Regions from separate parts of the Homo sapiens genome. Here region 1 is linked to region 2. A link is a loop called in an ENCODE intact Hi-C map of the cell type or tissue named here. Cell type or tissue: K562. All regions are shown on one strand. Each heading gives the region's core, and the rest is flanking DNA. Links, peaks and the distances in the headings are about the cores only.

Region 1 (11,158 bases), core at 2,140-10,139, 420 kb after region 2:
CTTTTTAATTCCAATCATGTTAAATTCTCACTTTAATAATGTTTTGCCTCATTTGTTTTGTTTTTTGTTTTTCTTTTTCTTTTTTCTTTTTTTTTCTTTTTTCTTTTCTTTTTTTTTTTTTTTTTTTGAGACGGAGTCTCATTCTGTCACCCAGGCTGGAGTGCAGTGGTGCAATCTTGGCTCACTGCAACCCCTGCTTCCTGGTTTCAAGTGTTTCTCCTACCTCAGCCTCCTAAGTAACTGGGATTACAGGTGCCCACCACCACACCCAGCTAATTTTTGTATTTTTAGTAGAGATGGGGTTTCACCATGTTGACCAGGCTGGTCTCAAAATCCTGACCTCAGGTGATCCGCCCACCTCAGCCTCCCAAAGTGCTGGGATTACAGGTGTGAGCCACTGCTCCTGGCCTCATTTGTTTTAAAAAAAAAAAAAAAAAAAAAAAAGGTGAGCACTGTTCAACTGATATAAAATGTAGTATTTTTTTAATCAAAAATATCAAAATCAGCACCATTAGAGAAAACTGAGGCAAATTGTTGCCTGAATTCCTCCTTTTCATTTTGTTTGTACTATGAATGATCTCAGATATTTGTGTCTTATTCATATTTATTTATGAACTGAGTCATAATCAATGGCTGTAACTATGTGAGTGAAATATGGATTTTTAAAAATATAATACCAAAACCCTGTAATGTAGCTATGTAAATTCAAAATTAGCATTGAGGGGTTTTTTTTCCCCTCTACCTTCTCTGGACCTTATCATTATCAAAACCTCTAAAATCTGGAAGTTCAACGTTCTCTGTCTTAAACACGGAATTCCTTTCTGTGGCCTACAAACCTCTGCAGGATCTCTCTCCAGTCTACATTTCTGATTTCATCTGATGCACTTCTTGATGTGCTGAAACCACACTGGCCTCATTTCCCTTCCTAGAATGTGCCAAGCTTCATTCTGCCTCAGGGCCTTCGCACATGCTGTAGCCTCTTCCTAGACTGTGACTTCTCCGATATTTTTCAAATGTGTCTCCTTGTCATCCTTCAAGCCTAGGTTAAGCCCCACTCCTCTAGAGACAACTTCCTTACCACCTTGTTTATTTATTTCCCTCCCTGTTATTCTCTAACACTGTACTGTTTGTTTTTTGAGACGGAGTCTCACTCTGTCGCCCAGGCTGGAGTGAAGTGGTATGCTCTTGGCTTACTGGAACTTCCACTTCCTGGGTTCAGGTGATTCTCCTGCCTCACCTCCTGAGTAGCTGGGATTACAGGCACCTACCACCATGCCCAGCTAATTTTTGTATTTTTAGTAGAGACAGGGTTTCACCATGTTGGCCAGACTGGTCTCAAACTCCTGACCTCAAGTGATCCACCCACCTCGGCCTCCCAAAGTGCTGGGATTATAGGCGTGAGCCACTGCGCCCAGCCCTGTTTGGTTTTTTAATAGCACTTAGAATAATGTGCAATAATATACACTTGACCCTTGAACAACACAGGTTTGAGCTGTACAGGTCCACTTATACACAGATTTTGTTTCAGTAAAAGTTACACAGAGTATTCCTGCCTCTCCTGCTTCCCCTTCCACCTCCTCCACCTCTGCCGCCCCTGCCACTCCTGAGACAGGAAGACCAAACCCTCCTCTTCTTTCTCCTCCTCAGATACTCAATGTGAGGACAATGAGGAATAAAGACCTTTATGATGATCCACTTCTGCTTAATGAATAGTAAGTATATTTTCTCTTCCTTATACTTTCTTAATAACATTTTCTTTTCTCTAGTTTACTTTATTGTACAAATTCAATATAGAATACATACAACACACAAAATGTGTGTTAATTGACTGTTTATGTTATTGGTAAGGTCAATAGTAGGTTATTAGTAGTTCAGTTTTGGGAGAGTTAAAAGTTACACAGAATATTTGACAGCATGGGGGATTGGCACCCCTAACCCCCACATACTTCAAGGATCAACTGTATTTGTTCACCTGCTATTTATCTGTCTCTCCACTAGATTATGAACTCCATGAAGGAGGAAATAAACTATCTACTTGTTCACTAATATATATATAGCACCAAGCATCATACCTGGCACATTCTAAGTTCTTAAGAACTGTTTGAATAAACAGCAAAAGAATTATTTATCTTATGTATTTCTGTGATAATCTCCACCAAAACATTTCATTCTACATATTATCTTTCCCAAAACAAAAACCAAAAATCCCTCAAATTGTGTATATCATGAATATGGTCTCAAAAACTCCAAAGAAAATTATCCCATAGGAAAGCATGTAATCAGAAGTATGTGTATCTTACGAAGTGCACAGAACATCCTAATCTACAGATAATAAAGTATATGAAGGTATATACACATATGGATGTGCATATCTAGGTATTTTCTTTACCATGGCTGTTCATTAAATATATCTGACCCCAAGTCCACTCAGATTGTCTACTTCACTTGGCAGTAGAACAAACGCAGGAGACGCGGCCCAGAGAGGGGTCTAGCTCAAATGCTATCTAAATTGGCCCAGGCCCCATGGCGGTAGGCAACCTGTCTAGTGAAAGTTCAAGGAGGTCTCACTAAAAACACAGTGAGTTCTACCTCCTGGCTTATCATGGACAGGCTCTGTTTATTCCAGCTGTCCTATAATTAGCCCTTTTCACTCTCAAAGTATCCTGTGTTAGATGATAAATTCATAGTCACCCTAGCTATATCTTTCTAAGAATGTTACCTATTAAGTGCCAGGCAGGGATACCAGACCAACGTGTGTGTGTGTGTGTGCGTGTGTGCGTGTGTGTGTGTATATGTATGTGTATGTGTGTGTATATGTGCATGTGTGTGTATGTGTGTGGTGTGTGTGGGGAGGGGAAGAGGTTGTGAAGAATGTAGATAATTCCCCACCCCTTTCTTAATCCAGTTCCTTTAAACCCTGTTCTCTTCTTGGCTTGTTAGAAAATTTAGTGGGCAAAGAATTTTTACTGAATATGTTGACACATGTATGCAGTATTTGACACATTACGATCTTTGTCGACTTTTCTGACTTTACATTAGCAAACATAGTCTTGCGTCTGTTTAACGTTCATTTTTTTAAAGTCTTAGATTTTGTCTTTATTTAAAAGCCCAGTTGCAACCACCAAATACCTGACTCAGCTCACAACTAGAGACCGAGCATCAAATTTCCCAGCCCACTTAATTTGAAAGCCTGCCAAGATAGGTGAAAGACCTTATAAATATGTAAAGCAGGAAGTTCGAATTACAGTCAAGTAAATCTCTAGTGATTGATGTTCTTTTCAAAACAATTTTAAAAAACTAATAATGACCAGCACATTTCTAAGACCCTCTTACCAAAGGTTTCCCCCGAATTCAGACTCAATGGTGTACTTTCAGTACTGTATTTATTTTGGATTTTTATCACTTCCTGGAGGCCAGGAGGAGGCACAGTGGGAGGATCCTAAAAAACTCAGTACCACAGCCATTTTGTTTGTAAGGCAGAGTGGTAGAATTCTGTCAGCCAGTAAAGGTTTTTGAAACAGTTTTTAAGGGGGGCGGGGGAGGGGGAGGGAATATGCCTATTGTTTTCATTTAACCGCTAAATTCATTATTTTATTTTACTTTTTGCACACATCGTAGTTACTGTGAGTAAGAAATTATATTTTTTTTCCCAAGGAATTAAAGATCTCGGAGCTAAAGGAGTCATGAATTTTGTTCCAGGATGACTGGCTTCTCTAGGTACCTTCATGAGATCAAATCGAAAAAATATTTTGATGGACATCGTTTTTACATGGCCAGGTTTGCATGCAGAGGATCTATCGAGTGGTTGAAAAGGATCAACAATCTGCTCAAGAAAAACATGATAATGCTGTTTTAAAAAAAAAAAAACAAAAACAAAAAACAAACAAAAAAACCCCACATCCAAGAAGCCAGAGTGTTCCTTCAGATGTTAAAAGGGGCATTCCCCCGAGCTCACAGGCAGCCGTGGGTGCTATTGTCTTGCAGTGTCACTTCATAGCGAGCTTAGACTTTTGTCATTTTGGTGGCTGTGCTTTTAAAAGCCCAGTGTAAAATGGCACACACACTGCATTTTTTTCCGAGCTGCAGGAGGCGGGGGCAGCGGGGGATAGTGCAGACTGTAGGGACACTGCCCTCCCAGCCAATCAGCGCTCGCCTGCTTGCCATCGCAAAGTTGTTAACCCCAGAGTCTTCTGGCTGTGCTGCCTCCTCTGCTTTTAATCTTCTGTGGATATTTCTCCGATTTCCCCCAAAAGCCCACAGATCCTGGGGGAAGCCACCCCATTCGGCCACCGATCATGGAAGAAAGTATTACTTTTTATTTACCAAACATTTTAAAGATGTTGGAAGATCCATATGCTGCCTGGAGGCTGTTGTTTCTAGGGACACAAGTATCCAGCCTATATTGTTACAATTTTTTTTCAAGAACTGCCGTCTTCTTTGCCTGCACTAATGGTAAGTTTGTAATTTTCACCATTTATGTCAGTCTTTGAAAGAGCCACCGGCTAAAAAGGATTTTCATTGTGTTTCTTCTAACAAAACCAATCTTTGTATTTTTCTTTAGCTTTGATCTCTGCACGTTCTACCTAATCTTGCCTGGTTAATTTTTACCAAAAGAAAAAAAAATAGTTTTTTTTTTCATTGTTAAAGCTAAATGTTTATAATATAAATTATACTTTAATTACTGTGAACTACAGAGGAACTCAGATATTTCAAGATGGACTTGTTTTGTGCCAGTAATGTTGGCAATGCCAAATATGTGCATATCCTCTTTATAAAAATTATGTCTTACCTAATTTGTCCAGGACTCAATTATCAGCAGGCAAACTATGGATATAGTTTTTTTTTAAATGGACCTATTGTGGTTCTCTTGATAGATTACTTGGATACAAACTACAGAAAAGCTGCCCTTGGTATAATGAAGGTGGAGGTTGACATAACCGGGTTTATATTAAGTTATGGCTGTTACTAAATAGTGGATCTTTTATTTGCTGATCAGATCTCAACTTGTAGTCTATGATATTATTTCTTTGAAGCTCTTCATTAGATAATCTTTGCAGGTCTATCTTGTTTTTCTCCTATACGGTACATTTGGGAGACATTTTGTAATTTTTGGCATTTTTCTAATTTTTTTTCTTTTTGCACACGGTGGGAGATCTTTTTTGTTTTGCATTGATCTGTGTTGGTGGCGCTGTAGTGCTCCTCAACAATTTATGTCAGTTTCACTAAAAGAAAAAAGGAAGAAAAAAAAAGAGGTGGGGCAAGATTTGATCTATTCTCTTCTCCCTTTATTTTCTTAAAGAAAGTTCATTTTAGTCAGTGGAAGTATTCAGTTGTGTTATTTAAATGTTTTCTGTGAACTGTGAACTATGGTGAGAGCAGACATGTCGTCACAACCAGCCGAGGGAACATCAGGGACAGGCATGCAGTTTGCAGTTGTTTTATCTGATCTGATTTATCATCTCTATATCAGAATTATTCAGTAATAAGCTGTCGATTTATCCTTTTAGTAACATTTTGCATTTTCCTTATATTACAAAATTATATGTGTTAGTGTATTTTCAATTTAACCAAATGTCTGAGTTTTAGTTCCTTCAACATTGTAAAAGTTGAATTTCATTTTGAACCTAGGGATTTCTTAAATAACTATTCTAAGTTTCTCCTGAGGTTTTTCTAATAAGTAGTCATATAATAATTCCCACATTATTGTTTGTTTCATTTTGAAATGATACTTCAACTGAATTACAGATAGTCTTGTTTTAAAAATAACAAATATTTTGGAATAAGATAATTTTTTAAGAATATGTGCACAATTGCTTTTGGCTTTAAAAATTTTGATGTTCACATATCTAAATGCAGGATTATATCTTTTCCATCTTTGTTCTTATTGAGTTATCTGATTAGAGAATGTGGGATTTAGGCCCAAAGCCTCCCAAGAACAAAAATGTGTTACGATCTGACATAGGTTTTACTGGTCTCTGTAAACATTTTAGCTGTTTATGGAGATAGTAAGTGTGCCCTTAGTTCAAAAAGAAAGTGGGACGAATCAGTAATTGAACCCTAAAGCGTATTTTTTTTGGTCACATAAAATAAAAACAACTGAAATAGTACACTAGACCACTTTTCCATAAGATTGAAGAGATTATTTTTTGAAAGAGTGAACATTTCAAGAATTATTATTTAGCGTGTTTACCCACTTTGAAATACGTAAATGCTCATTTCACTTTTTAATCATTTAACAGGTTGAAGTAAAAGGATGTGTGAAAATGGCTAAAAATAGTATTTCTGATTTTTGTGTCTCTATACTCTATCTATATATCCCTTTCCTTGAACTTCAAAAATAATTATGTATTAGCCCATATTTTGTTTATACTATGCCATAAAAATGTGAAAATGTTCACTGTAACATTTTAGCTATTCATAAAATGTAAATGCCCCATCAAGGCTAGTTTTTGACATTATAGATTATTTATAGAATGAAATACTGCAGGTGTAAATATATTATCTAACCCTCTGGTTATGCTGGAGAGTTTAGTTCTCTGAAGTTGATCTACCAAATAAAATATACTTTCCAACACATGTATTGCTAAAATAGTCTGCTATTCAGAATGGCGATAATTTTTATTTTATTTAATCTCTGAAAACTAAACATGTGTATATAAGGTAGCCCCCTTTTAAAAACAAACTGATGCTCTGAAGTCCATATGGAGCTATGCAATGCTCTTTGTTCTCCTACATCATTGACTATTACATCATTGATTATGAAGTAACTATTATAGTTAAATCTTCACTTTTAAAAATCCTTCATATATATTTATATGACTGATAACATTTTATATATGACTCTTACATCACTAAGTATTTAAGGAGGTTGAAATCTATGAGGCAAAAACAGTTCACTATTTTATATTATTCTCCATTTTAAAATCCACCTTGAGCTTCATTTTAGCTCTTGATTCCTTGAACATTATTTTTTTTAATTGATAACATTTTTATAGAAATGTAGTTCATGAGCTTGGTGTGATTGTGATTAGAATTATAACAAATTTTTGGATTAAAAACCTTTATTTATTAAATTTAGCAGATAGAGAACTAACTCAGTCTTTCATGGTAACAGTTGCTAGATCATGGACAATAAAAAATTATTTTAAAAAATTCCCAAAATGTCATTTTAGTCAACAGTTACACACTTATTTCTTTCTTGAACACCATTTTATCAGATAATAGCAAGTAGCAAAATTTACTATATTGTCATATCATTTTTCTCATCCTGCCCATCCCTCTGATGGAGGGAGGGGCTAATGAGTAGTGAAATTACCAAAAAACAGGTTGCAGAAAGCAGAAAGAAATAATGCCAAAGACATGGAGAATCTGTAAATCAAATTAGAAACAATAAACCTCAGAAAAATGAACTTGAAATTAAGGAGCTCAATCAATAACAAATAAACTGAAAATTATATTAAGACAATGTAATGAACCAACACAATTTCCTAATTTATTAACTTGCATTCATTAGTATTGTTAAAGACTGAGGAAGTTTCAGGTTAGCCAAACTCATTAGATGATAGGTAATGGTAGGGTAAGGTAACAAAGGGAAGAAAGATTTAGAGATGTTAAGGTGACCAAACATAAAATGCTAAAAATATTAGCCAGGGCTAATCTAATCTACCTTGGAATGAACTTTTTTAAAAGAAGAAAATATAAAATAAAATTCTATCCTGTGAAATCACGCACAATATAGACCTGAAATTGTCTGTTTCCAATTCTACCCACTTCTCATGCATATTTACCTCTGTTATTTGCTAGATGTGTTACTACTTTCCATAAGACGATACAGATACACCACTGTCCTCCTCAGCATGGTTTTGCAAAAGAAAACAAGAGGAAAATGATACACAAAATGTGTGTTTGTGTTATGACTTTGTTTTTGATCTTTCCAAAATGATTATCAAATGGAGAATCTAAAGGGAAAGTAAAGCAGATGTATAATTTTATAAATATTTTTATGAAAAAGATAAAAGCAGATTTTATAATTGATTTGTTCAACATTTGTTTCTATTTTTATTCGGGGGTTTGTTTATTCTAGATCTTCCCCCATCTATTATGTATCATTCTGATAAGATGCTATGATGCAATATTAAGCAAAAGAGGCAAGGATTCCTGCTGTAATGGAGTCTACACTCCAATGTGGTTAGAGTTCTAAAGATACTTTAAATCTAAGGTCTTAGATGTGTGAGATTCCCAAATGAAGGCCAAATAATATTTTTAGAAAAAAAATATTTTTTTAATTTAGATCTGTTTAAATAGGATTTGACAAGTGTTCTTCCATTGAAGGACCATGATTCGGGCATCAAGTACTCACATATTGGGGTTGGGAGAGGATGTAGCCCTTAAGCTTTAGATATAACCCAAATAGATGCTACAGATGGTTGCCTAATACAAATTCCTATTGCAAAATGAGAAATGAAACTTTGATTTATTGGCTAGAGAAAAGAGATGAAGAGAGGATCACTCTGGTAGCAGGAGTTTTGGGCATGTCCCTCTGAGATCCATTTGATGAAAACATTTTTTAAAACATGGTAGGGCCTCATTTTGCACATTTTGTTCACGGTGTCATCAAATAAACATCATGGTAAATATAAACTGTGAAGATGAAGCAGGGAAATAAAATTAGTATTGAAGTATTATATTAGAACTAAAATTTTTATTTTAGAACCTTCTGTAATAATTTCTAATGGTATATATAACAGAAATTTTAAAAATAAAAACATATTTTAATTTATGAGAATAATATAATTCAACACTTAGCTAATGGTTAATTAGTTAAACATATCAGGTATGGAGCAGGAAAGTAAGACTGATGTTATTTCTATACAGATGAATTGGAGGAGAAGGAACTATTTATTAAGGAATCTCTATGTGGGTTAAGATGATCTCAGGAATAAAGTTACCAGATTATTGTGTCATACAGCCAATTAATCTATAGTAGCTAGGTGTGTTATATTATTTAGTTTGCTTTCATACTAACATAGAACCCTACTGATAGTGGCATAAAAAATAAGGACATTAGTTTTTCAACTAAATATGTAATCAGGTGGCAAGTGAGTTCTAGGTTTGGTTCAATAGTGAGTTTTAGATTTGGTTCAACAATGTTATTAAGATACTTTAACCTTTTACGTTGCCATAACATCAGCAATGTCTTTCCTCATAGTCACAAAGTGGCTGCTGCAGACCCAGGCATCATATCCTAATATTAAAATATCCAAAGTGAGGAGAGTTACTCTTATTCATCTTGTTGTAAAGGAAGAAATCCTTTCTCAGAAGCCCCATAGCACAGTGTTTCTTAGAGCTCATTGGCCAGGTTTGTAGGACGTGCTTATACCTAAACCAGTCACTGACAAGGGGACTGAAATTACCAGGATTGGTTTAACTAGGCAAGATGTTTAGAAGGGTGAACATCTGCTGAATATTTAGAGCTCAATAAGGTTAGCACTTAATTGCTTTATGTAAACTTGAACTGTTTTGTATAAACATTCTTGAGTGATTAAAACATTAGTATCTGTTTTCTCAGTGGCCAGATATGTCACTTGTGGGCTAATTTTAAAAATAACAAAAACAACATTTGATTAGAGCTTACTATGTTCCAGCCTGCAGCCTAAATGCTACCTCTATCTCCTTAAATCTTCACACAAAATTAGGAAATAGGGCAATCATTATACCCATTTTGCAGCCAAGGAAACTGAGGCATAGAGAGGTTTATACCCCAGACACTTGGCCCATGTTACACAGAAATGAAAAAGCTAGAGTTTGAACTTGGGAAGTCTGAAATCAGAGGCTGTGTACTTACCTCCTTTTCTTTACTATCACATGAGATATTTGTAAAATTGGTGTTCTCTAACTTTTATTTTATTCTATTTTATTTAAACCGAGTTTCGCTCTTGTCACCCAGGCTAAAGTGCAATGGCACAATCTCAGCTCATTGCAACCTCCGCCTCCCGGGTTCAAGCAATTCTCCTGCCTCAGCCTCCCAAGTAGCTGGGATTACAGGCGCCCGCCACCACACCCAGCTAATTTTTTTTGTATTTTTAGTAGAGATGGGATTTTGCCATGTTGGCCAGGCTAGTCTCGAACTCCTGATCTCAGGTGATCCACCCGCCTCGGCTGCCAAAGTGCTGGGATTACAGGCATGGGCCACCGCGCCCGGCCTGACTTATCTTTTAAATGTGCTCTATGATATTGCTGTTGAATCTTCTGGTTAATTTATTACTTTGTAAATCTAACAGTGTTTTCCTAGAATGAGTAATCGGCCTTCTGATTTATCAGTCATATACAGATGAAATTTTGTATGTCGAATTTGCTTCTGATACATTTGTACTTGTACTTTACCTCCTCTCTTCAGGAACATCTCATGAAATTCTTTCAGACAAATTTTTACAGGGAAAAGAAGATCAAAGCCTAGAGATTCAGTGAGGCCTTATTGAAGGGGGTAAATTCATGATTCATAACATTAGGTCCAGATGGAATATTGGCATCCATTTCGCAATATGTAAGGCCAATGGTATGTACTGAAATGTTTCAGTCTTTATAACTTTGGCATATATGGAAGCTTTCACCTGTGGGACATTTTGCGGGGTTTTGTTGTACTCTAGATCAGTGGATTGCAAACTTTGGTGTGCCCTAGAATCACCTGGAGGGCTTATTGAAACACAGATTCCCAGGCCCCCACCACAAGAGTTACAGGTTCAGCTGGCCTGTGGTGGGGCATGAGAATTTTCATTTCTTAGTTCCCAGATGATGAGATGCTGTTGGTCCAGGCAGCAACATTTGAGAACACTGCTCTAGAGTATCAGAGGCTGTCTGCCATGATAAGTATTTTGGCTTTGAAATATGGATTGCAAACTTTGAAAGGGTGTCATTTAATTTTTGGCAAAAGGAATTAATATATACATATTTCAATATTAAATAGGATGTTCAGGGTAGGCTGATTGAAAAGGTGAGAGTTGAGCAAAGACTTGAAGGAGGAATCTTTTTGTTTTATTTTTTGAGATGGAGTCTCCCTCTGCTGCCCAGTCTGAAGTGCAGTGGCTCGATCTTGGCTCACTGCAAACTCCGCCTCCTGGTTTCAAGCAATTCTCCTGCCTCAGCCTCCCCGAGTAGCTGG
Region 2 (11,200 bases), core at 1,611-9,610:
CTGGTCACTGGCTCTGAGCTGACATTGATTCCGGGGGACTCAAAAATGTTATTGTGATCCTCCAGTTAAGGTAGGGGCTTATGGAGGTCAGGTAATTAATGGAGTTTTAGCTCAGATCCAACATAGAGTGGCTCCAGTGGGTCCTTGGACTCACCCTGTGGTCATTTCCCCAGTGCCAGAATGCATAATTGGGACAGACATACTTAGTAGCTGGCAGAACCTCCACATTGGCTCCCTGACTGGTAAAGTGAGGGCTGTTATGGTGGGAAAGGCCAAATGGAAGCCATTAGAACTGCCTCTACCTAGAAATATCATACATCAAAATAATATCGCATCCTTACAAAAATTGCAGAGATTACTGCCACCATCAAGGTCTTGAAAGATGCAGGGGTGGTGATTCCCACCACATCCCTGTTCAACTCTCCCATTTGGCCTGTGTAGAAGACAGGTGGATCTTGGAGAATGATAGTGGATTATCGTAAGCTTAACAAAGGGTTTACTCCAACTGCAGCTGCTGTATCAGATGTAGTTTCATTGCTTGAGCAAATTAACACATCTCCTGATACCTGGTATGTGGCCACTGACTTGGCAAATGCCTTTTGCTCCATTCCTGTCCATAAGGCCCACCAGAAGCAATTTGCCTTCAGTGGGCAAGGCCAGCAACATACCTTTACTGTACTACCTCAGGGATATATCAACTCTCCAGCTTTGTGTCATAATCTTGTTTGGAGAGATCTTGTTTGCTTTTCCCTTCCACAAGATATCACACTGGTCCATTATATTGATGACATTATGCTGATTGGATCCAGAGAGTGAGAAGTAGCAAACACACTGGACTTATTGGTGAGACATTTGCATGCCAGAGGATGGGAAATAAATCCAACTAAAATTCAGGGACCTTTTACCTCAGTAAAATTTCTAGGGATCCAGTGGTGTGGGGCCTGTCAAGATATTCCTTAGAATATCACCTTAGAAAGGTGAAGGATAAGTTGCTGCATTTGGCCCCTCCTACAACCAAGAAGGAGTCACAACACCTAGTGGGCCTATTTGGATTTTGGAGGCAACACATTCCTCATTTTGGTGTGTTATTTTGGCCCATTTATCCAGGGACCCAAAAGGCTGCCAATTTTTAGTGGGGTCCAGAACAGGAGAAGGCTCTGCAATAAGTCCAGGGTGCTATGCAAGCTGCTCTGCCATTTGGGTCATATGACCCAGCATACCCAATGGTGCGTGAAGTGTCAGTGGCAGATAGGGATGCTGTTTGGAGACATTGGCAGGCCCCCATAGGTGAATCACAGTGGAGCCCTCTCGGATTTTGGAGCAAGGCCCTGCCGTCTTCTGCAGATAATCATTCTCCTTTTGAGAGTCAGCTCTTGGCCTGTTACTGGGCTTTGGTAGAAACTAAACATTTGACTATGGGTCATCAAGTCACAATGCAACCTGAACTGCTTATCATGAACTGGGTGCTTTCTGACCCATCTAGCCATAAAGTAGGTGATACGCAGCAGCATTCCATCATCAAATGGAAGTGGTATATACATGATCGGGCTCGAGCAGCTCCTAAAGGCACAAGTAAGTTACATGAGGAAGTGGCTCAAATGCCCATGGTCCCCACTCCTGCCACCCTGCCTTCTCTCCCCTAGCCTGCACCAGTGGCCCCATGGGGAGTTCCCTATGATCAGTGGACAGAGGAAGAGAATAGTAGGGTCTGGTTCACAGATGATTCTGCATGATACACAGGCACCACCCAACAGTGGACAGCTACAGCACTACAGCCCCTTTCTAGGACATCCCTGAAGGACAGCAGTGAAGAGAAATTTTCCCAGTGGGCAGAACTTTGAGCAGTGCACCTGGTTGTGCACTCTGCATGGAAGGAGAAATGGCCAGATGTGCAATTATATGCTGATTCATGGGCTGTAGCCAATAGTTTGCCTGGATGGTCAGGGTCTTGGAAGAAGCATGAGTGAAAAATTGGTGACAAAGACATTTGGGGAAGAGGTATGTGGATGGACCTCTCTGAATGGTCAAAAACTGTGAAGATATTTGTATCCCAAGTGAGTGCTCACCAACGGGTGACCTCAGCAGAGGAGGACTTTAATAATCAAGTGGAGAGGATGACCCGTTCTGTGGACACCACTCAGCCTCTTTCCTCAGCCACGCCTGTCATTGCCCAATGGGCCCATGAACAAAGTGGCCATGGTGGCAGGGATGGAGGTTACGCATGGGCTCAGCAATGTGGACTTCCACTCACCAAGGCTGATCTGGCTACGGCCACTGCTGTGTGTCCAATTTGCCAGCAGCAAAGACCAACACTGAGCCCTCTATATGGCACCATTCCTCGGGGTGATCAGCCAGCTACTTGGTGGCAGGTTGATTATATTGGACCTCTGTTATCATGGAAAGGGCAGAGGTTTGTCCTCACCAGAATAGACACGTACTCCAGTTATGCGTTTGCCTATGATGCATACAATGATTCTGCCAAAACTACTATCCATGGACTCATGGAATGCTTTATCCACCATCATGGTATTCCACGTAGTATTGCCTCTGACCAAGGTATTCACTTTATAGATAAAGAAGTGCAGCAGTAGACTCATGCTCATGGAATTCACTGGTCTTACCATGTTCCCTATCATCCTGAAGCAGCTGGATTGATAGAAAGGTGGAATGGCCTTTTGAAGTCACAATTACAATGCCAATTAGGTGGCAATACTTTACAGGGCTGGGGCAAAGTTCTCCAGAAGGCTGTATATGCTCTGAATCAACACCCAGTTTGTGGTACTCGTTCCCCCATAGCCAGGATTCATGGGTCCAGTAATCAAGGGGTGGAAGTGGCACCACTCACCATCACCCCTAATGACCCACTAGCAAATTTTTTCCCTTTTGTTTTATTTTTTATTTATTTTTTAAACTATGTTTTTATTTCCATAATCATTGGGGAACAGGTGGTGTTGGTTATATAAGTTCTTTAGTGGTGATTTGTGAGATTTTGGTGCGCCCATCAGACGAGCAGTATACACTGCACCCAATTTGTAGCCTTTTATCCCTTACTCCCTCCCTACCCTTTGCTTTTGAGTCCCCAAAGTCCATTGTGTCATTCTTATGCCTTTGCATCCTCGTAGCTTAGCTCCCACTTATGAGTGAGAACATACAATGCTTGGTTTTCCATTCCTGAGTTACTTCACTTAGAATAATAGACTCCAATGTCACCCATGTCACTGATAATGCCATCAATTCATTCCTTTTTGTGGCTGAGTAGTATTCCATGATATATATTATATATGTATATATACACATATGTATATATATACGCATATATATACACACATATATATACGCATATATATACACATATATATGTGTGTGTGTATATGTGTGTATATATATACGTATATATATACACACACACACATATATACATACACATACCACAGTTTATCCACTCGTTGATTGATGGGCATTTAGGTTGGTTCCACATTTTTGCAATTGTGAATTATGCTGCTTATAAACATGCGTGTGCAAGTATCTTTTCATATAATGACTTCTTAGAACAATTCTGAGGTCACCTTGTTTCTTCCCCCGTCTTAAGTAGATTGTCTTTTAAATTTTGTGTGGAATTTTTGGAGGAGAGGGTAAAGTCTGATGCCCCTAGAATTCTGTATATTTAAAATAATTTTAAAAGGCCAGTAAATTTCACCAGGTTATTTTTATATGTTATTAATTCCCAATTTGTCCTGGGATGTCTTTTCGACTTATAAATTTGGGTCATCCATTATTGTAAAATTAATTCTTCAATTATGCCTTATAATATATTGTACATTTTATTTATTCTTCTTCAGGAATTCCAAATACTGAATTCTGGGAAATAGATATCTCATAAAGTGTGAAAAGCAAGTGCAAAGGTCCTCTGATGGAGTGAAATATAAAACATTTGAGAAACTGAAAGAAGCATTTTGGGCATGGCAAATAAGTATCATTGCTCCATGTTTCTAAGATCTATTCTCTGCACAGAAAGTTTAGGAAACTACATTGCTAAATCCATTTCTCTGTATTTTTCTAAGATAGAATTTACCAAAAAAAGATATCCATACTATATTTGGGAGATAGAAGATATGCCATTATCCTTTGCACATAGTTGCAGCCAGAAATGCAGGCAGATGTGAGGTTTGTAGCAGAATTATCTGTGAGCAAATGAGAACCCACAGACTTAAGACAGTTGGTGGGAGATTACTAAACAATAATTGAGTATTGAAAGCTTCTGATTTTAAAATGTTGGCATAGAAGCAATCTGGCTTTACTCCCTTTCCCCCACAGAAAGCCATAAAGAAATATACAGCATCAATATTATGACCAGCAATATCCAAGAACCCATTATGAGAATGAGACAATTTTTAGGACCACAGAGAAGCAACAAAAACTCAAAGCAGACAGCGACTTGTCCCTGCCTCAATCCCTGGGAAGAATAAGAGAGCCTGAAGTGAGAAATATCCCTGAGGACAGAGGAGACAGAGGGAGAAGTAAGCCTATCATCCTTAGCCCTCAAAACTGCTCTGTAACTTGGCCAAAGGGGATGTCAAATCAGTGGCTACTAAGAGTGGCTCTCAAAGGCCCAAAACAAATATAGGATCCAAACGCAGCAAGAGAAAATTTAATAACATATAAGAAGCACTATTGTGTAGGAGGTATATTCCACAGGTCCTCTGGGCACAAACTTCCAGCTACCCTTCCCACACCTTTGGGAACCCCCACTTTGAGAAGGGCATTGCTTTGTTTACTAAGGCCAAGGGAAACCTGGGTTTAAGGCTCCACCTAGTGCCAAAAATAAGGCAGTGAAAAAAATTTAATATGGAAATTGCAAAGAATCTCTAAGCAAATGTATCTAATAAAACCCAAAACAAGCCAGACAAAGAAGACAAATAAATAATTAATCCTTAAATGCAAAGATACAGGAATACATCCCCAATAAATAACAGCAAACAAGGAACCATGACTTCTTCAATTGGAAAAGCAAAAAAACAATGACTGATGCTAATGAGATGATGAGAGTTTTCCGACCAAAAATTCAAAATAGAAGTTTTAAGGAAACTCAGTAGTCTACAAGATTACAAATAAAAGCAATTCAGAAATCTATCACAGAAATTTAACAGAGATTGAAATAATTTTAAAAATCAAACAAATCTTGGCGCTGAGAAATACATTTGCTTAACTGAAAAATTTTTAGAGGCTCTCAACAGCAGAATAGATCAAGCAGAGGAAAAACCAGTGAGCCTGAAGAAAACCTAATTGAAAATACAGAGTGAAGGGGGGAAGAACAAAGAATGACATGGAACGAAGATTGCCTACAAAATATTTAAAAACCTCAAAAGACCAAATCTAAGAATTATTACTGTTCAAGAGGAAACTGAGCAAGAAAAAGGAATGCAAAGTTTATTTTTAAGAATAACAGAAAACTTTCCAAACCCTGAGAAAGATATAAATATTCAGGTATAGGAAAGTCAGAGAAAACCAAATAGATTCAACTGAAATATTGAATCTATTCAATATTGATTGATCCAGATGCCAAGACTAAATGGGGAGAAATCTGGGAACCCTACATGGGGTTGCCAAGCACTAGGATGCTTTCCAGACCCTGAACAGCTCCTAAGGAAGGGACGTCTCTAGCCTGAGTAGGCTGCCATACCTAGAGAGAACAGGGCTGACTTTCCTATGGAACTGGGGAAAGTCTGATCTGTTCACCCTCACTATGCATTTGACAAAAGTCTAATATCCATAATCTATAAGGAACATAAATCAGCAAGCAAAAGCAAATAACCCCATTAAAATATGGGCAAAGGACATGTATCAAAAGAAGACATACATGCACCAACAAATATATGAAAATATATATGAAAAATTGCTCATTATCACTAATATTAGAGAGATACAAATCAAAGCCATGAGATAACATATCACACTAGTCAGAACAGCTACTTTTAAGAAGTCAAAAAAACAACAGATGCTGGCAATGTTGAAAAATAAAAGGAAACACTTCTATAATAATGCTGGTGGGAATGTAACTTAGTTCAGCCACTGTGGAAAGCAGTGTGGAAATTTCCCAGAGAACTCAAAATAGAACTACCATTTGTCCTAACAATGCCACTGTTGGTTATATACACAAAGGAAAATAAATCATTCTACCAAAAAGACACATGCACTCAAAAGTTCATTACTGCACTATTCACAATAGCAAAGACATGGAATCAACCATGATTGTCATCAACTGTGGACTGGATAAAGAAAATATGGTACAATACACCACGGAAATGATGCAACTATAAAAAAGAATAAAATCATGTCCTTTGCAGCAACATAGATGCAACTAGAGGCCACTATCCTAAGACAATGCAGGGACAGAAAACCAAATACTGCAATGTGGACACAAGGATGGGAACAATAGATACTGGGGACTGCCTGATGTGGAGGAGAGTGGGAGAGGGACATGGGTGGGAAGGCTACCTATGGAGTACTATGCTCACCACCTTGGTGATGAGATCTTTCATACACCAAGCCTTAGCAATATGCAATTTACCCATGTAACAAACCTCCACATATACCCTGAACCTAATATAAAAGTAGAAAAACAGGAAACTTTGAAGTTAAACTACATACTAGACCAAACAGGCCTAACTGACATTTAGAAACTATTTCACACAACTGCTGTAGAATACTCAGTTTTTGTCAGCACATGGAATATTCTCCAGAATAGATCATAGTTATACCACAAAACAGTCTCGATAAATTCAAAAATAAAGAAATTCTACCAAGCATTTTTTGAAGCACAATGTAATAAATGCACTACAATCAATAATATGACAAACCTTGGAAATTGTATTAACACATGGAAATTAAACAACATTTTCTTGAATAACAAATGTATGAATAAAGAAATTAAGGAAATGTAAAATTTCTTGAAACAAATGAAAATGGGAATGCAACATACCAAATGTATGGGATACAGCAAAAGTGGTACTAATAAAGGTTATTCTGTCTTTCTGATCTCATTCAGATGTTTTTTGATTTATAAGTAAATTGTAAAGCTAATATCAAAACACATAAGACTAAGAGACAGAAAGGGAGAAAAAAACATGACTAATATATACATTAAAATATGTACAGGTACTACAGTAATGGATTTATAATCCATTACAAGGCTTCAATTTATATTTTTCACTTCTTTCCACCAATAATTCCATGTCCTCCCTTTCCCACAGCCAACTGCTTGGCTACCTAAGGGTCTTCCCTAGTTAAGATGGCTCAAAATTTTATTCTTGAAGGGAATAACCTTTTAGTTGTTCAGCCTTGATTATGTAATCTTCCAATGGACATATGTAATCTACTACCAGACATAAAAGTAGTAAAGAATCATGTCAGTAAATCCTTTGTATTCTAAAGTCTTCCCTGAATTGCATGACTAACACCAAATTTCACCTAAGTGAAAGTATTCAAGATTAATACACCCTAATAAGAAGAAGGTGTATTTTTAAAAATCTACTCAGCCAATCTATGTCCTGGATTGAAGAATTTATTCCATTTACATTCAAGGTTATTTATAGGTAAGAACTTACTATTATCATTTTGTTATTTGTTTCCTGGTTATTTTGTAGATCTTTTGCCCTTTTCCTTCTCTTTTGCTGCCTACCTTTGTGATTTAATATTTTTTGTAGTTCTAAGCTTTGATTCTTTTCTCTTTATTGTTTGTAAATCTGCTATAATTACCCTGTGGCTTACATAAAACATCTAGGTGAGACAGAGTCTTGCTCCATCACCCAGGCTGGAGTGCAATGGCGTGATCTCGGCTCACTGCCACCTCTGCCTCCTGGGTTCAAGTGATTCTCCTGCCTCAGCCTCCCGAGCAGCTGAGTTACAAGCGTATGCCACCACACACAGCGAATTTTTGTATTTTTAGTAGAGATGGGGTTTCACCATGTTGGCCAGGGTGGTCTTGAACTCCTGACCTCAGGTGATCTGCCCACCTCAGCCTCCCAAAGTGCTAGGATTACAGGCATGAGCCACCATGCCCAGCCAACATCTAGGTTTTAAGCAAGTAATTTAAGCTGATAACAACTTTATTTTTGTCGCATATCTAAACTGTAGATTTGTATCTTCCCCCATTTATGATTTTGATGTCACAATTTACATCTTTTTGAATTATGTAACTTATTGTAGCTTTAGTTATTTCTGACAATTTTGACTTTTAACCTTTATTCTAGAGATATATATGATCTACATACCACCATTACAGTATTCTGGATTTTTTTGTTTATCTCTACCCATGATGAGTTTATACTTCCATATGTATTCATGATAGTATTTATTGTCCTTTTATTTCCACTTGAAGAAATCCCTTGAGCATTTCTTGTAAGACAAATATAGTGGTAATAAATTCCCTCACGTTTTGTTTGTAAAAAGATTATTTTTCCTTTATTTCTCAGAACATCTTTGATGGGTATAGTATTCTTGACTAATTTTTTTTTTCTTTTAGCACTTTGAACATATCATTCAATTCTCTGCTGGCCCGCAAGATTTCTACAAAGAAATCTGATGGAAATGTCCTCGATGTCACTTGATGCTTTTCTCCTGCTGTTTTAAAAATTCTTTTGACTTTGACAGTTTGATTATAATGTGCCTTGAAAATGACTTTTTTGGACTGAATCTGTTTGAGAACTTTGAGCTTCATGGATCTAGACATCCATGTCTCCCTTCAGACTTGAAATAATTTTCATCATTTAATTCACTGAATAAGCTTTCCATCCCTTTCTCCACTGTTTCCTTCTTTAATACCTGTAATGTCAATGTTTGCTAACCTAATGATGTCTCATAAGTCCTTTAGTGTTCTTCATTCTTTTTCATTCTTTTTTTCTTCTCTGATAGAGTCATTTCAAAAGACCTATCTGAAAGGTCACAGATTTTTTTTCTTCTGCTTGATCTAGTCTGCTGTCAAAGCTCTCAATTGCAGTTTTTATTTCATTCACTGAGTTCAACTCCAAGATTTCTGTTTATCTCCTTTTTAAAATAATATCTTTGGCTTTATTGACTTTATCATTCAGATGATGAATTATTTTCTTGATCTCAGTGAACTGTCTATTTGTATTTTCTTATATCTTAGTGAGTTACCTTAAAATCATTATTTTGAATTCCTTTTCAGGAAATTTCTGTTTCTTTGGTGTCAGTTACTGTGTTCCTTTAGTGGTGGTGTCTTTCCTTGCTTTTTTATGATTCTTATGTACCTGTGTTGAGGTCTGCACACTGTTAGAGCAGTCTCCTTTCCAAACTTATAGAGTGGCTTTTTTTTTTGAAAAAGACTCACTTGCAGATGGACCAGAGGGTAGTGTTTTGGGTAGGTTGTGGTGGCTGCGGTTCCAGGTAAGCACAGTGGTGTGATCTCTGTGCAGCTTCCTTACCTGCGATCCATGTCAATGATGACTGTGGGTGCCTCAGTGGCCTAGGCAGCAGAAATTTGTGGCAGTGATAGTAGCTGTGTAGCTGTTAGGGTTCTCAGTGACAAAGGCTTCAGGAGTACCTCCTGCTCTCATTTTTCCCATAGTAATGAAACTTAGCTGAGAAATCCCTCTTGGTGTTGGGTCTGATATGACTTGCAGGCAGCATCAGCAGCACTATGTTCCAGGGCACAGGATTGAAGTGGCTGTAAAATTGGGGTCCTGTGCTTAGTGTCTTGCAAAACTACTGAAGTATCCAGTATGTGGGATCAGGTTTACTCTCTGAGGCACAGGTGGATGCAAATCTTCCACAAAACTGAGGACTCTGACTCTGAGGCACTCTTCAGTAGCTTGGCTCAGGGACAGGAATATGGCTGCAACTCTGACCCTGTGAATCAGAATGAAGCACTGACACAGCTGTGGAGAAAAAATGCATTCCAAAGGCTCAGGCCCTAGGGAGAAGGGCACAGCTGCAATTTGAGTTCTAGAGCCAACAGACCACAGTGGCAACTTGGGCATTGAGAGAGGAGGTAACCCAGAGTAGTGACTCTGGACCCTGGAAGGGCGGAACACAATAAAGCCCATGTTCTGCAAGGCTGAGTACAGCAGCCAGGACCCAGGAATGGCAAGGTGCTCCTTGGCTGCTCCAGCTGTGGTGCCAATGGCCCCAGGTGCAGTCTGGGCTAGCACTCCAGAGGACACAAGCAGTCGGCCTTGGTGGTGTTTATGTGGTGTTAGTTCCGCAGGCATGCAGAATGCAAGAGTGTGGGGGCATGTCTTCCTCCACCTAGATTTCAGAGAATGTCATGGACAGTCTGGGGTCCCGGACAGAAACATGTCACAGGGGCTGAGCCACCACAGACAGCCCCCAATAGAACAATGCTGAGCGGGCCGTGGAGTCAGAGTTACCACTAGGCATAGTGGAGCCTTGGGAGTGGGGCTGGCCATGAGATTTCAAAACTGTAGACCACTAAGGTGTAATGCCAGTCTGGGAAAGCTGCAGGCACAAGACTCCAACCCATGAGGGTTGCTGTCTGGGCTGAGGCCAGCAAAGGCATAGAGATGGGGCTGCCTGAGACTTTGAGGGCCCAACCCCCACCCAAGTGTGCTCAGAGGGTGGAACATGAAGTCAAAAAAATGTATTCTCTAGTTTTAAGATTTAACGTTGCTTTCCTTGTTGTATTTTGGACTTACTTGGAGCCAGTTATCTCCTTTTATCTTACCTATTTTGTCACTTTGGGATGGCAATGCCTATTCTATTCTTGTCCCACCAGTGTATTTTGGAAGCACAAAGGGGGCAAAAGAAAGACAGATGGAATCAAATTTCCCCTTTTATAATAAACCCACTCCTAAGATAACAAACCTACTCCTCTGTGATAATAGCATTAATCTATTCACTCTGCCTTCATGGCCTAATCACCACACATTAAGGCTCCACCTCTGAACACTGCTGCATTGGGAATTAAGTTTCCAATGCATGCTTTTGGGTGGACATATTCAAACTATAGCAGTGTCCCATAATTCTTGTAGGGTTTTTTTTTTTTTTACTTTTTTATTTTCTTTTTTTCTCTGGGTAATTTCAAATGATCTGTGTTCAAGTTTACTGATTCTTTCTTTTGCCTGATCTATTTTGCTATTGAAATGCAATATGGAATTTTCCAGTTCAATCATTGAGTTCTTTAGCTCTAGAATTTCTGTCTGGTTCTTTTGTATGATTTCTATCT

What was found. Peaks named below come from ENCODE experiments on the same cell type or tissue, not always from the same donor. Only the 100,000 strongest peaks of a DNase experiment are listed, where the experiment ranks them.
Region 1: a loop joins it to region 2, with 3 times the contacts of the local background. A loop is called at or near these places in 2 of 110 quality-filtered maps.

What each region holds. Positions count from the first base shown.
Region 1 is chr10:32,371,785-32,382,942 of GRCh38, reverse strand. EPC1-AS1 (EPC1 antisense RNA 1) reads right to left here. Exons shown (of 2, transcript NR_104163.1): 2 at 8,455-8,640. It also overlaps a transcript of EPC1 not described here. Among named protein-coding and RNA genes, the nearest start is that of EPC1-AS1, 30 kb to the right of the region's middle. RefSeq lists a silencer at 3,102-3,203 and enhancers at 3,578-4,078, 4,079-4,579. In K562, for the core only: a CTCF peak has its summit at 5,186; DNase peaks (open chromatin) are centred at 3,172, 3,442, 4,122 and 5,402; H3K4me3 peaks cover 3,608 bases.
Region 2 is chr10:32,789,382-32,800,581 of GRCh38, reverse strand. The region is part of intron 30 of CCDC7 (coiled-coil domain containing 7); the gene reads right to left. Among named protein-coding and RNA genes, the nearest start is that of SNORA86, 110 kb to the left of the region's middle. In K562, for the core only: CTCF peaks have their summits at 3,003 and 4,805 (motif pointing left); a DNase peak (open chromatin) is centred at 4,781.